Linked DNA regions of Mus musculus: region 2 is linked to region 1. Evidence: chromatin loops called from intact Hi-C (ENCODE). Cell type or tissue: heart. All regions are shown on one strand. Each heading gives the region's core, and the rest is flanking DNA. Links, peaks and the distances in the headings are about the cores only.

Region 1 (7,607 bases), core at 1,489-6,488:
CTGGGTCGGACATACATTTGAATTTCGGTTATTTTTAACTATAACAAGGAATAATTTTCCTAAGCATGTTAGTTAACCTTTCTAAGTCTTAAAGTCCTCATTTCTTTAAAAGCTTGTGTGTGTGTGGGGGGGGGGGGGGGGGATTGGAGATTTAGCTCAGTGCCTAGCAAGCACAGAGCCCTGGATTCAGTCCTCAACTCCTAAAAAGAAAAGAAAAGCAGGAAGGAGAAGGAGGAAAAGAGGGAAGAGGAGAGGGAGGGGGAGGGGAGGGGCAAGGGAAGGGAGAGCTGGGAGAGGAGGAGAAATGAAGGAAAGAAAGATGAGAGAGAAAGAGAGAGAAGGAGGGAGAGAGAGAGAGCAGCTTGTGTGAGGAAATAAGGGGAGGGGGGTACTCCTGGCACCAATAAACACTCCACACCTCAGCAGATGTTAGCAACTGGGAAATGGCTATGAAAATGATGGTCAGAAGGTGTCAGTAGACGTGGAATTTCAGTGTCAGTCACAGTTAAGTGCTGGTTCAGAAAACCCTGGCCTGGGAAATAGAGAAGGATGGCAAAGAGGGATAGAGAAGTGATGTGACCACTGAACACAAACCAAAGAACCAGTATCCCATCCATTTCAGGGATGAGAAAATGAGGCCCAAGGAAGTTTGGACATCATTTATCCAAAGTCACTTAGCAGGCAGGGAGGAGAGTTGGCTTCCCAATCTCCTTGAGTCTTCGAAATTCCAAATCCAGGGTCAATTTAACATCAAAGCCTCGTTGATAAGTCTAGCTGATCTTTCAACAGAGTTGAAATTCAATCATTATAGTGACCCATTCAGGCAGGCTTCACAAGGCAAAAAGATTGAAGTGCTATAAATTCTTGTTAATGGCCAATCAATCATGGCTGCCTTCTGTGCCCACATTATCACCATCTTTCATGTTGCACTCATACACACAGGCTTCCCCTCAGCCTTTCCCAGCAGCCAGAAGTCACTCTCAGATGATAACATTCAGCTCCATTGACATTATCAGGTAGCTGGTGACATTCAATTAGTGAAAGGCTGGGCTCTTCTATTAAAAACACTCCAGGAAAGATAGCTAGATCTCTACAAAATGACCACAAACTCGAGTGGCATTTATACTTGTGCTAAACTAAACAGAGCTTTAAGCTTTGACAACACTGGTAGCTTTGTATTATAGCTTCTAGTGTCCAAGCTAAGGGTCTCCTGATCCCATTGTTCATTGCCTGCCATGTTTATAACTTCCATGGGTTTACTTGAGATGTGCCAAGCTCTCAGAGCAAGAATTATTGTTGCTCTGTGAGAGCTAAAGTTATGTTTTACATTTTAATTACTGTGCCTAAGAGATTCGTAAAACAAAAATGCCTCTAACCTGTAAGCCCCTTGCCCAAGGAGGAAGTACTTTCTGAAATGCTGGAGGCTATTGTTTATATGAGATAACAAGCCGAATGCTTTTGCTTCCTTAAACAAGATTGTTTAACCCAACTGCTCCAAATATGCTTCATCATATGTAGGTGGAAGGTACATAGGCAGGAAACACATTATATGTGTGCTTTCTTATGATTGGACCTGGAGGGAAATATGACTTTCTTTTTCTAATGACTTTGCCTTTTCAAGCCTCTACAAAATGTGACTTGCCACCATTTTCTGGGAATCCCGGAATGAACCTAGCCAGAGTCCACCATCCTGATCAGTATTTGATTACCCTCCATGCAACGTCTTGTTTAGGACTTTGTATAAAAGGTGCTGACTCAGGGTAATCCACAGAGTGGGCTCTGAGTATCCTCAGGCTACTCCCTGCCTGTTTTACATCCCATGGTTGGGCATTTGATTTGAAGACCTAACAAGATAATATTCATAAGCAAGAACCCAGAGTTCACGAACACTTTTCTTGTTGAAGAACAACCTGTGTGCTTTAAAACTCATAAGGTCAGAATATGAGACTGTCCTCTTTAGAATTAAAGAGACCACTTTAAGAAGTCCAGAGTCAAGCAGGAGTTATTCAAGAATCCAATACTATGGTTTTTCCCTTTTTATCAATGTCCTGCCTCCTCACCTACAACATTTGGAAAATATTTTTATTACATCTGTAATGTACAGTGTATTTTTCTCTTGCTATCCATTACTCTAAACATACATTAGTATGATGCCATTTGCATGGCATTTATATTATATTAGCTATTAAGTAACCCAGAGATGACTTAAAGTATGCAGCAGGATAGTATAAGTTCCACGCAAACCTCTCCTATTCATACAAGGGACCTGAGCATTCTTAGGTGTTGGCATCCACAGGGGTCCTAGAGCCAATGCCATGCAGATCCTGGGGAACTAGATATTTTTTTAATGTGAATATAAAAAGCATCCTAACTTATTCTTTATCAACCCCCCTATATAACCTTCACATTAGAACCTAAGGGAATAAAAAAGACCTTAAAAATACAAATTAAATTAAATAGAAAATGTCAAATTACATGGGTAAAAAGGCTGAGGAATTCAACTGTGAAATGTTGGAAATCCTTTATGCTGTTTTCTTCTACATTCTCTCACCTCTTTACTCCTGCTATAGAAACAGGTCATCTCAAGCTACTTATATCAAAAGGCATGTAGTGGGGAAATAAATAAATCAAAAGGGGGTGGGAGGACAGGACACTTCATCAGAGTTACCAAAATTGGGGCATTTTTTACTATTTACATGAAAAATGCTGCATTTGCCTACAAGCCAAACTTGAAAGATACCCTCTGGGCTCGATGAACTTAACTCCTCTGTGACTGATGGAGAATTTCATTGAGGAGTGCCCCCAGAGAAGATTCATCTGGTCTCTGGTAGATTTCTCAGCAGCCAGTGGTGTTCAGCTACACCATGGGGTGTGTAAAATAAATAAAGGTTAAAGGATTATCAAAATGTGACCAACATCCGAGCTAACAGCACGCACCTTCGCGGGAGGGATATCAGTATTAAGGCAAAACACACTCGACTTTGGAAATGAATCTGTGGGAGACAGCTGTTCTGGACTTCTCCTCACTGGGGAACTGTTACAGAGAATCAGTTCAGAGTAGGTCCCCAGCAGCTGGCCCAGGCTCCTGGGGCTCCCTGAGACTTTCTGGCCCATCACCATTCACTTTTGTGTCTAGAAATCTAAAAGAGTATGGTATTTGAGCTCCTATATCCCCTTTGGAGGGGATTAGCCATGAAAACAACAGTGTTTGTGTAATGCTAGGATGAGGACTCCAGAAGGGGAAGTCTTTTATCTGTTGGTCTCTACTGGTAAGCACTGTAGGAGAGCAGGCAACACTGGGAGCAGACCTTTCTTAACCAGAGTTAACTGGCTAGACTTACTGTCTGCCAACCAGTTTGAAGAGCCTGGATTATCTTATTTAATCCATACACAATCCCATGGAGTCGCCCTTTTATTAACTGTAGTTTTCAAATAAGGAAACAATAGTGCAAAAGCAACTTGCCCAAGGTCATACAACTGAGAAATGGGGAAGCTTTGAGCTGGGCCCAGTTGGCTGGAGACACTCTCTTAACAGAAGTGCTACAGTGCCACCCTCTGGTCCTCATGGAGAAACATCCTTTGCCAATGAAATCCAGTACCATGGTATGTGTCCCCTGAAAATCTACTTGTTGAAAAGTAATCCCCAGATTATTTAAGACTGCTGGTCCTCCTACTGAATTGCCCTTCTCCTCAGCTTCTTTCAATCTTCCCTAATTCAACAGGAGGGGTCAGCTGCTTCTGTCCATTGGTTAGGTGCAAATAACTGCATCTGACTCTTTCAGCTGCTTCTTGGGTCTTTTGAAGGGCCGTCCTGATAGGTTCCTTTTTGTGAGCGCTCCATAGCCTCAGTAACAGTGTCAGGCCTTGGGACTTCCCCTTGAGCTGGATCCCACTTTGGGCCTCAAACACTGGATCACCAAACAGACAGCATTCATCAGCTGATATGAGGCCCCCAACACACATACAGTAGAGGACTTCCAGGTCTGTGTTCTTTCAGAGATGACGCACCTAACCCTAAAGAAACTGGAAGTCCCATGGAGTTTAGAAGTCAGGTGGGGTAGGGGGTGGGGGGTGGGACATCCATGTGGAGACAGGGGTGTGGGGAGGAGGTGTGGAATGTGGAGCAGTCAGAAGATGAATAGGAAGGTATGGGGAATGGAATATGAAGTATAAAAATGAATTATAGATAAAATTACATTTAAAAAACACAAAAAATAAGAAAAGAAAAGCAATGCCCAGGGGGGAGAATATCTGGGGAATGGAGTATTGGGAGGTAATTAGGTCAGAAGGTTATGGCCCCCGAGAGTGGCAATAACGTACTTACAGTAGAGGCTTCAGCTAGGACCTCCTGAAAGGAGGCATTACATTGGGAAACCAAGCCCACAGATGAGGACGTGGACTCCCTCTGGTTACTAAATGAACAGGTGCCTTGAACCTGACCTTCCCAGACTGTGGGTCTCTGAAAAGTGAAGTTTTGTGGTCTAAGCCCCTTCGTTGATGGGACTTCCTTGTAACACCCAGAACAGCATAAGTGCCAATCATATTATCTAAGCTTAATCAAAACTTAAGCCTGTGGAATGAAAGAGCTCATTAGAGAGGATGAATACTGACTTCATTTGAATGTGAACATTTGGAAGTTACACACCAGGCAGGAATGAACCTTGAAATTGGGCACTATGTAACCAACAAATCCTAGAGGATACAGAATACAAAGGTAAGAGAAAAGAAAAACAAACAAACAACAAACAGAAGCTTTAATGGCAATGGCACAAAATCCAAATATAGTTTCAAAATAAATAGTACTGTATATACAAGCAATATTATACAAATCATAATCATGTATTTAGAAATATATATGTGAATATACATATGTTGAATAACAATTAATGGGGGGAAAGGCCATGAATTTAAAAGAGCAGAGAGAAGCAGATGGGAGGGTTTGGAGAATAGGGAAGAGAAGTGGGAAATGATGTAGCTATATTTTAACCTAAAAAAATAAAAAATAAATATAATTTAAATGGTACTATAGTCAGATCCTGTCAGCAGCTACATCTGTTGGCCTGGTTCTTCTACAGATGTCCCTGTCTCTCTTTCTCTTCTGGAAACAAGGCCTCTAGTATGGCTACTTCTGATGGTGTCATCCAAGACTTCAAGAATATAAAGGTGTGGCAGCCCTCAAAGCCAGAAGTGAAGGCACTCAAGAAGGTCATGCTGTTCTCTCTCAAAACAGGAACAACATCCTGGAGGAGAGCAGGAAGATCCTGGTAAGATACCCAGGCCAGATTGCAGAGGACCATTACATCACCTCAGCCAAGATGCTGGCAGACAAGGGCTGCAGCTGTGCTCTCTATGGTACAAGTTAGAGACCAAAGAGAACAAGAAGAGGAGCCCTGGTGCTCATCTTCTAGGCACTTGATAATTTGTATCCCCCAAGAGCAGGTCTGGGGCTGCTAGACACCTAATGCTCTATGCAGCTCCAAGGATGCCATCAGGATGAGGATACTGGAAATCATGCATGAATTATAAGCAAAGTGCTATGAAGAGGTCAAGGACCACTGGACACTGGCAGAAAAACTAGGAGGCAATACTGGTAACCCCTTGGGGAGCAAGTCTTTGTGAGCCACCTCTGTCCCCCTACCTGGAGCATCTAGTAGTCTCAGACCTGCTCTTGGGGATACAAGCTGCCTCTTCCCTGCCATACTGGAGGCGATGGGGGATCCCTGTGGGGGGAAGAGCAACTCCTTCACCCCAGTTGCCAAACACTCCTCCACACCCACTCCCCAGACCATCTTTTCTCCATCCTTGACAAACTGCCACTGATCTTCTAATTCCTCTTGGGTTTAAGCATAACAATTCCCCTCTGTGGCACACAGTTTTAGGGAGCCTTATTTCTTAACAACCCCCCTACTACTCATCTCTCCTATCCCATGCTGCCAACATTTAACAGCAATATAACTGAACTTGTCTGTTTAGTTCTGTGTGTAAATGGAAAGTTATCTCAGACAGCTGGGTGTCCTCCCTTCCCTCCTGTTCTTGGCCACTTCTGAAAGCAGGACCACTAAGAGACCTTCAGTGTAAACAATTTCTGGACCACACTGGCCCATGCCTTTAAGTCCAGCACTTTGGAAAGTAGAGGCAGGCAAATCTCTAAGTATGAGGCTATCCTGGTCTACAGATCAAGTTCCAGGACAGCCAGGGCTAGACAGAGAGACTATCTCAGGAGGAAAAAAAAAAAGAAGAAAATTTTAAAAATAAATGGTAGTTCCTTCAGTGACTTAGTGTTTTATAGTAAGACCGTGGTGGAGTCTTTGTGGAGATCATGATTCTTACAGTTAAAGCGCCACTTAATTTTTCTCATTTTCCTCTGTCATCAAGTCCACTTAGAGCTAAATTTGTACATTCTGACTTTAAGTGGTAGTATGCCATACATACACTTAACCCTGTTCTTTCATTATGCTTTAATCACACTTTAGCTACTTTTCCCCAACAGTTGTATATGACTTTATTAAAGAATCCAAAGGAAAATATCAGAAATGATATTCACTGATGCCGATGTTGTTTGTTTCTGGAAGGTAGCATTTGGCAAACTATTCTAAGTGTTAATAATCATTATTATAACCCTTGCTATAATTAGAGAGTCATTTGTTTAACAGTCACATACATGGGGCCAGACATGGAGGTGCGTGCTTTTAATCCCAGCACTCAGATGGCAGAGGCAGACGTAATTCTCTGAATTCAAGGCCAGTAAGGCCAGCTCGCTCTACAATCTACATAGTGAGTTCTAGGACAGCAAGAGCTATGTAGGGAGACAGTATGAAACATATACACACATGTGTGCATGCGCGCACACACGCACACCCACACACAATCACATACATAACTAACATTTATATGACAAGAACTGTTCGTGGCACCGAACATGGTAGCCCACATCTAGAATCCAGTCAGAGCCACATGAGGGCCTGCAGAAGAGGCCAATGAGGATAGAAAAGGTGCTCAAAGGTTCTAAGGCACCAAGGATAGACGGAGCCCTACAGCACGTGGTGGCTTCTAGTACAGAGCTTTTGACTGAGAACCAAGTGTTTAGTAAGGTGGATGGCACATTAACTCCCCATAGTACAACAAATTGAAAATGATCAAATTCGCACTTGGAGTTCATTTTCCGTGCAACTGCCCTACTGCCACCAGCCTTACTTAACAACTTCTGCAGTCTTATGTCATATTTCTTGTACTCAGATTTGAGGTAACCTCCCAGAACAGCGATTGCTCAAGTGGGGCATGTTAAATACTTGCTTGACTAAGCTAATGGCAATGTTGAAAGTTTTATTGACATTAAACCCTTTCAAAATTATCTGGCAACCCAGCTAAAAGCATATATCCTGTGCGAATCTCCTTCATTAATGAGGCAATTAATCGTGAGAATTAGCAAACTTCACTGAGAACTAAGTTTGTTGCTGTGAAAACACAGCTCCGGGCCTCTAACGAAATCCCTAGTCAAGAAAGCAGCACCTCAGAATAGAGGAAGCCGAAAGTGATTGACAGCTCTGGTTATTGATTTTGGATTTTGAGAACAACTCCCAGGGGGCTGGTATCAGCGAGGCAGAGGC
Region 2 (7,607 bases), core at 1,716-6,715, 540 kb before region 1:
TCACATGAGGCAATTTCCCCATTAAACCCATTTTCATTTGTCTATCACTACCTATCTAGTGATTGATGTTCTTGGTTCTATAATTCTAGAGAATCTTTGCCAATGCAGAGACCCAAAGGGAAGGCAAAGAGTGTATGAGGAAAAGAAGAAGCATACCAGGAGTAGAAGAAGGAGGAGGAGGAGTGCGAGGAGGAGGAGGAGGAGGAAGAGGAAAAGGAGAAATTAAAAATCAATTGGTTTAATGTGTGTAATGATGGCTTGGAGCCAGGGCCAGGCAATATGTCTGTTACTCGGGATACTGACCATCCAAACTCTGGACGACCATGCAAAGGAAGGATAAATCTGAAAGTAAGACAGGAAATAAAGTAAAGACCAGAGACAATCAAATATTAGAAATGATGTGCACTTCTATCCTGTGGGGGAAGAAAAGTAGTCAGGATGGGGGCAAATGGGATATCCTAAGCTTGCTGAGGCTCTGAGAAGAAAGCGGGAGTAGATCAAAGCATCCAAGCTGCAGACTAAGATGAAACAACAGAAGAGAAGGTGCATTTTCAATCAAACCACAAGGAATTGTTCCAATTCTGAAACACTCAAAAACAAAGCAGACAAAAAAGCTAATTTGGGAATCAACTAATGGTGGCGGAGGGAGGGGGGAGGGGGTCTAAGTGTTCACTGCAGCTCCTGACAAAGTTTCAACAGCAGCTGAAACAAGAAGTTTGAGCTTGTTACTTCTGTAGATTAAAACAAAAAAGTTTGAGGATAAAGAGTCTTGCTAGGCAAGAAGGAGACACTTGAAAATATGAACAAAAGAAAAGAAAATAGTGGGTACCAGTCAAGCAACTTTAAAAATCCTTCAGTGAACTAAAATATCTCAGGCAGTATCACTGAGCGGCAGACCTTGTGGTGCAGTGATGGGTCCTCTTCTTGCCGTCTGTTATCTCTGTAACCAAAATGAACTAATGTATTAGGTAAAAGACCTTAAGATCCTAAGTCTCAGACATGGAACTTGAAAAGACAGATCAAGATTGTGAGAAGAAGTAAGGATGGCAGTTTACTCTTCTCTCTGGCTTTTATTGTGGTTTTGTTTGGTTGGGTTTTGTTGATGAATAGTAATCAGTTGAACAATATACTGCATGGCCCGATTTTCCCTGCCCAACCTATTTAAATATTAGTGCAGCAGGAGGACTGTGATTGGACAGGGAAAAGGGAGGCAGAGCTAAGGGTTGGAGAGGGTAGAGAGGAAGGGATAGAGGAGAAGCAAAGATGGAGGCTAACAGACAGGGAGAAGATCATGAACCAGCATGGCTTTAAATAGCCACAGGTAGATATGATATCATAAAGGATAGAATATTTGGGATAACTTGTCTAATCTAAGTGGACAGCTTATACCACTATCAATTAGCCCTGAAATTATTGTGTGGACATCTTGTGAATTGGGAATTTATTGATATATAAATCTGACTTGTTAATTATCAGCTTCTAGAGTTTTGTTTCTACTGGGTTGCTGAGTGTTGTGGCGGCTGACCGCAGGGTAGCTGGTCCTTGCATGAAGCTGGCGTGGCAGCGAAGGGAACTCAGGAGCTCTGGCCCTGCTCTGCCGGAGAGCTGGCCGGCAGAGAGAAGCTGGATGGAATACAGGAACTTGGCGGTTCGTTTTTAATATTTCCTGCAACAGTACTGCATTATAAACATTATCCCCTTATACTAACTTTGGCAAATGGAGTCATGTGTGTTGTATGATGTCAGTGCCATGAAAATCTGTGCTTTTTTTCTTTTTTTATTCAAAGCATATGAGTCAAAGATTTGAAATCTTTCCAGCTTTAAGGTGGTTCAACTCCCTTGGATTTCCAAATAGAGGAAAATAAAAAATAAATAAAAGTTTAAAAATCTAAACTATAGTTTCTTAAGGTTTTCCTTAATTTTAAATTAAAATACTATAAGCATTTAAAGTGTGGACTTGAATTTATTACTTAAATTAAATGTGAAAATAACTATGTTTTGTTAGAATTTACATTTACTACAATTTCAGACAGACTTGTATTAATTCAGACTTGTATAATTGTCTGCTTCCATTTTGAGCATCTCCATATCTCTTCCACACTTATTTGTAACATTCCAAAATTCCACAATGAAACCATTAGTTTACTGTATTTCCCTACCTTCAAAGCTAAGGAAAACTCTATTCCACATTAAACAATGTTTTTCAAACGACACATTAACTGTAAGAAACATTTCAAAACACAATTTATCTTATATAAAAAAAAACCATGTGCTGTTCTCTCACTGAATCCCTCAAAATTCTCCCTTACATTTCCCTCCAGATGGCCGATGATGTAACCTTTGTTGGCATCTTTCTAATTATACCACACTTACTAATATTCAATAAACACCACTGGTTTTGAGCTTCTTAAGCCATTCCATACACTTCTGTACTTTACCTAGAAACTATCTGAGCTTGTCTTCCAGCCACTTACCTTCCCTGGTCTTGTTTTATCTTAGGAGCCCTCTATAATCCTTCCAGATGCCCTACATGGCTCTCAGCAGAACCTTTCATAGAGGCATATGGTAACTTTCAGAATCTGTACTTATCTAGCATCTGTTCAGAGCTTCTCAAAATTCCTTATAGTGTTCTACGTAGTGTTGGCTAAAGTTTTTAGAAGAAGCTTTTTTTTTTCTAGTTTTCAGCACACTAATGAAACACTCAAATGTTTCTTCTCAGTGGATCCAGTACTTGAAGGTAATCAAGAGCTGACTTTACCTGGAGACATGTGGGAACACTGAAACTTTCTTCTTTTCCTAGCTGACTGAACACAGAGTGTCAACACTGATGTCTGAGAGATAGAGTACTCCTTTCTGGCTCTACTTATCAACTCATTTCTAGAGAGATGGAAACCTGAGATCTGTAACAACCATCTCTCTCTTTCTAATAGCTACCTTAAAAGGTATAGCCCTTATATAAAGTCCAGCTTTTCAAATTTCCAATAGGAAGTGACACAATTATTGGTCATTTAAATTAACATATGTGTTTTGGGTTTGCTTTTGTAACAATATTTCATTCCGTATCTTTCTAGGTTAGTGTCCAGTCTTTCAACACCTGTGTGAATATATCATCTATCCAAAATAAGAAACTAAAAGGCACCGGAACAACAACCAAAACAATTTCCAATTAAAATAGAGCCAAATTATATCAATAGAGACATATCCAACAAAGAAATTCAAATGCCCAAGAACTTTATATAAAAGACTGTGTCTCTTTCCATAGAGGCAAATATGGTTTTCTTCCAGTGCAATTTCCTGCATTCATCAAAGGTGTCTAACATCGAAAGCATCTCAGAAGTGCAGTAGAGAGGAAAACCTGCTGTCCTGAAAGAGTTAACGTAGCTCTCGGAGCACTTGTGTTTCTAACATGACTGGAAAACAGCAGAATCTGCTTTAGTCTTGAGGGTGCTGCAGTTTAGATCATCTCTTCACACATTTGTGAAGTACAGGATACAGCACGAAACACCGTTTGTCAAATTGTGTTCATTTGGGAGAAAGCAGTCCTGATGTTAGAACTCACTCCTAAAGTTTCTCTCCTGTCATTTCTGAGACTTCAAGACAGTCTCAGGACCAAATGCTGTCACTTTCATAGGCTGCTGCACCAGCCGCTCGCAATAAATCACACTTGTATCCAACTGCTTGAGGTGCACTTACTCACAGATGATACACATTTTATAATTCATGGCCAGCTTTACAGCCCTTCTGATTTGAACTAGGTCACAGAGAACTCTTAGAGTTTCAAAGCTCTGTGTTTTTTCTCCCCTATCAGGAAACCTTGTTATTTTTAGCACTGGAGGAAACTTTGGGGATGATACCGTGAAGTCCCTTCATTTTATAGATTAGTGTCTGAGACCTGGGAAGGTTAATTGATTTTCCCTAAGTCTCACAGCTAGTTAGTAGAAGCACCAATCCAAAGGCCCCCTCATCTTGTCTGTCAGACTACCTTTCTCCTCTACCAGAATATGCAAACCAGACGTCTGAAGTGCATTATTAAAAGATCATCTGCCCTACCCTTATTGGCTGGGTCAGCAATAAGATTATTAATTTTTTATCTCAGCCAGAGCTTCTATAAACTAGGAGATTTTCATCTGTCAGACTTAGTCTGGGATAACTATGCAGGAGGAAGTCATGTACAGACCGCAGGCACAGACTCACACACTGAAAGGTGTTTGCTGGACAGACTCTGCTCCAATCTACAGTCCAAATCTCCTGATATTAAAAAAGTGTTTCATCTTTTCAGCCAACATTTTCACAAAGCCAGTACACGGGCAGCCTGGTCAGAGCCTGAATAGCTCACTCCGGGAGGTGCCCACACTCTGACATCTGCATAACTGCCAAATGAATTTGCCATATGATAATGAATACAAAATGAATTAATAATGATATGTGAATCAGGAATACAATTTACAGTTCCTCAGACAAAACAGTGTTGTTTAAGCATGCAGCTGCACTAGCTACCTCCTCTAGGCCCCTGTCTATAGACTCCCGGTTGTCTTCTAGCACGCCACCGCCATCTACTGTTCTTCATTAGGTTGGCAACCTTTCTCAAAGCCAGCTTCATCTGTTTATGTCTTGTCTTTCTTACTGTATTACCAAATAATATGTGCAAGATTTGTTTATGGTTTACGATTCGTTTTCTGCTCCAGAGTGTGAATTCTTCTTCTTTCAGTTAATTTTGGTGAAAATAACTAAAATTCCTCCAGGGCAATAATACTTGACAGACTATTCAATCACACTAGACAATCCAAACACTGTATAATCCCATCTTTTATTCAGAGAAGTTCTCCCCTACTTAAAAAAAATATATAACAGCAGTACATACATTTCCCTTTTGCCACTTTTAACTATAATTTTTTTTGAAGTCTACTAGTTCACTCTGAAGCTTTCTGTAGATGTGCCCACACTGAATTCCACATTTCTAAACTCCTCAGGAACAGCCCTAGACTCCTAAGTTCTATTAGCTTTATTCTACCCATTCCGCAGTGGATATTTGCTGTTTGTTATGCACTGCATTGCCTAGGCTCGCAGCATCCAGCCTTTACTTCCGTGTGCCTGCATTGCTCGTGTTTGGAGCTAGAGAATGCTAAGAGAATTGAATTTCTGCGATCAGGCTGCTCTCTCTCTCGGTGGAGGAAAAATAAAACATAGGGAGAGTGAATTATGAGAGAAGGCAGGAAGGAAGGTGTGTGGAAATTCAGGTCAGACATAACTGCAGCTTCCCCTAGCCCAGGAGTGGGGAAGGTGGTGAGGAGAGGAGTTGGTGAAACTTAAGCAGGGCTAATAAGCATTTCTGAGGAGCAGAATACGAGGCAAGTGAAAGGGAAAAGACACAGATGTGACATTTGGATTTCGTTCCGCAATGCTGATTTAGACAGAAAGGCAGAAGTTGAGTTTTAGGACTTCAGATTTTCTACTTGGTAATCAAATAGCACTGTCAAGCCATGAGCATCTTCCTAATACACCGATTCCCTTTCCCATAGTGCCCTGTCCAGAGATACTATAAACTGCGGTGCTCTGCCTTCATTGTCCTTAGGATTAGAAAGATGAACACATGTTTGTCTAATATCAAGCTATGGAGAAGCCTAAATAAAATGCAAAAAGGCTAATTAAAGGACTGAAGCATCTCTACATTTATGTAAAACGTCTGGGAAAGCTGTAAGTCTGTTCACTCAGCACTAGATTTCATCAGAAAGCAAGCAGAAGCACTGTTATACGCAAATGCCCCTGATGTCTCTGGACACAGTTTATACTTGTGCTGTGACTGGGCTGACAGAGAGATGACTATAGTATTTGTATCACTCCTGTACACTGTGAGCCCTTGATCATCACATCTCTAAGCCCTTTCCCCTCACTCAAACTCCCAAAATCAGTGATGTGTGCAACTACAACTGGCTGTATATGTCACCATAACTCTCTCAGTCGACCACTCTAGTCTAACAGTCTGACTATGCAGTGGATAATAACAACATTGTATCATGTATTTCTTTACAACCAACTATGCTATAGGAACTTGCTTCATTTCTTTTCCGATTACGATTTACACAACCATGCCATCTTTAAAGGATTTGCTATGATTTGGGAAGAAGTGTTGTTGCCAAGTAACCATTCTCATCCAAAGATATGAGTTTGGTAGTATCTAGCAGAAAAGGAAAATAAAAATCCTGAAAGAATCTCTTCAAAGGAAACATTAAGCATAAGTTGTGCATGCCCAAGCTTGATTCCTTCTGATCAGATATATCTGTTTGCATTTTCAGACCTGATGTTGAGTTGAAACTGGAGGGATGTGGATAAGAGTCACTATGACCCTTTGAGTCACCACATATTATTCAAATATATCCACAGCAGTGTATCCAAAGCCTGATGATGCCTCTCATCTGTTTGTTTGAACAGATGTATTTACAAGTAAGAAAAGTAAGCTAAAATCAACTTTCATGTCCACAAATTTGGGGGAATAGTATGGTATGAGTAGAAAATGTTTTTAATTTCAGTACATCTGTTAATGGTGTTGGCTCAGTAGGTATACTCATGTACAGACCTTTCCTATCACACTCGCAGTCTCACCTCCTCCCCAGCCACTTCACCGAGCCATTGTTCATTCTTGTGTCTAAACTCGATGGCACCTGTCTGTCATCTTTGCTTCTTCAGATCATGACACCACTTTCATGTTTTTCTCTTCTTTCAGACAAATGGGACTGTTCAACAAATATTCATCATGGAAGTGGACGAAAAGAGCTTAATAAGCCTAAGAAAACCTTCACTATGTTAAAGACATTCAGTTCAAGCTCTGCATTGCACAGTACTGGTAAAAATCTCATCCTATGCTCAAAATACTCTGTGTGCTTCTTAGAATTTTTCTAATATTTTACTTTATTATGAGTGTGTATATGCATGCACATGCATGTTTATTTGTGTATGTTCCTCTTGCTTTGGCATAATGCCAAAGGGGAATTTTATGGCATTGGTACTTTTATTCTACATATGTGGGTCCCAGGAAATGTATTCCAGACACTATACTTGTAAGGCAGACGCCTTAACTGAAAAACTATCCCATGAGCCAGCTTTTAGGCATTTTTATTCTTAATGAATATAGCTAAATGAATATAGCTAAAGATTGTGCATAAGTGCAGGTGTCTCTGCATATGCCACAGCCAGTAGAGTGTCAATAAAGGCAAGTCAAGAAGGCAGGTCACTTAAACAAGACTCAATAGCTGGTTTTGGTTCAAGTTATCATACTGTGACCTATAATAGATTATTTTATTTATATTTATGCACAGTATAATTTGAGAAAAGGTTTTCTGGTGATAATTAACTCAATCCAGTGTGCAAAACAAAGCTCAAGATAACATGACATAGAAGCCCTTCATTAAGTGCAAGTATCATCTTCCAAAGGTGGATTCAATAGATGAACTGAGAAAACAGGATGGGAGAAGATGGCACTGTAGACTGCCTGAGGCAAGCCAGCTCAAGATAAGGAGGATTATAGTGAGAAGTTTGGTTTCATAAAAAAACAAACAAAAAAAAAACAGTTTTGTTATGTGAATATATTTTTGTTTTAATCTCAGGTGTGG

Evidence for each region. Hi-C counts contacts between places; a loop is a spot of excess contacts. Peaks named below come from ENCODE experiments on the same cell type or tissue, not always from the same donor. Only the 100,000 strongest peaks of a DNase experiment are listed, where the experiment ranks them.
Region 2: it touches region 1 in a loop (7-fold over the local background); 6 of 42 quality-filtered maps call a loop at or near these places.

Annotation. Positions count from the first base shown.
Region 1 is chr5:54,254,220-54,261,826 of GRCm38, reverse strand. No RefSeq gene overlaps it. Among named protein-coding and RNA genes, the nearest start is that of Gm10440, 92 kb to the left of the region's middle. In heart, for the core only: a CTCF peak has its summit at 3,559 (motif pointing left); no DNase peak of the experiment used is centred there; H3K27ac peaks cover 488 bases.
Region 2 is chr5:54,793,966-54,801,572 of GRCm38, reverse strand. No RefSeq gene overlaps it. Among named protein-coding and RNA genes, the nearest start is that of Gm24235, 29 kb to the left of the region's middle. In heart, for the core only: a CTCF peak has its summit at 4,559 (motif pointing left); no DNase peak of the experiment used is centred there.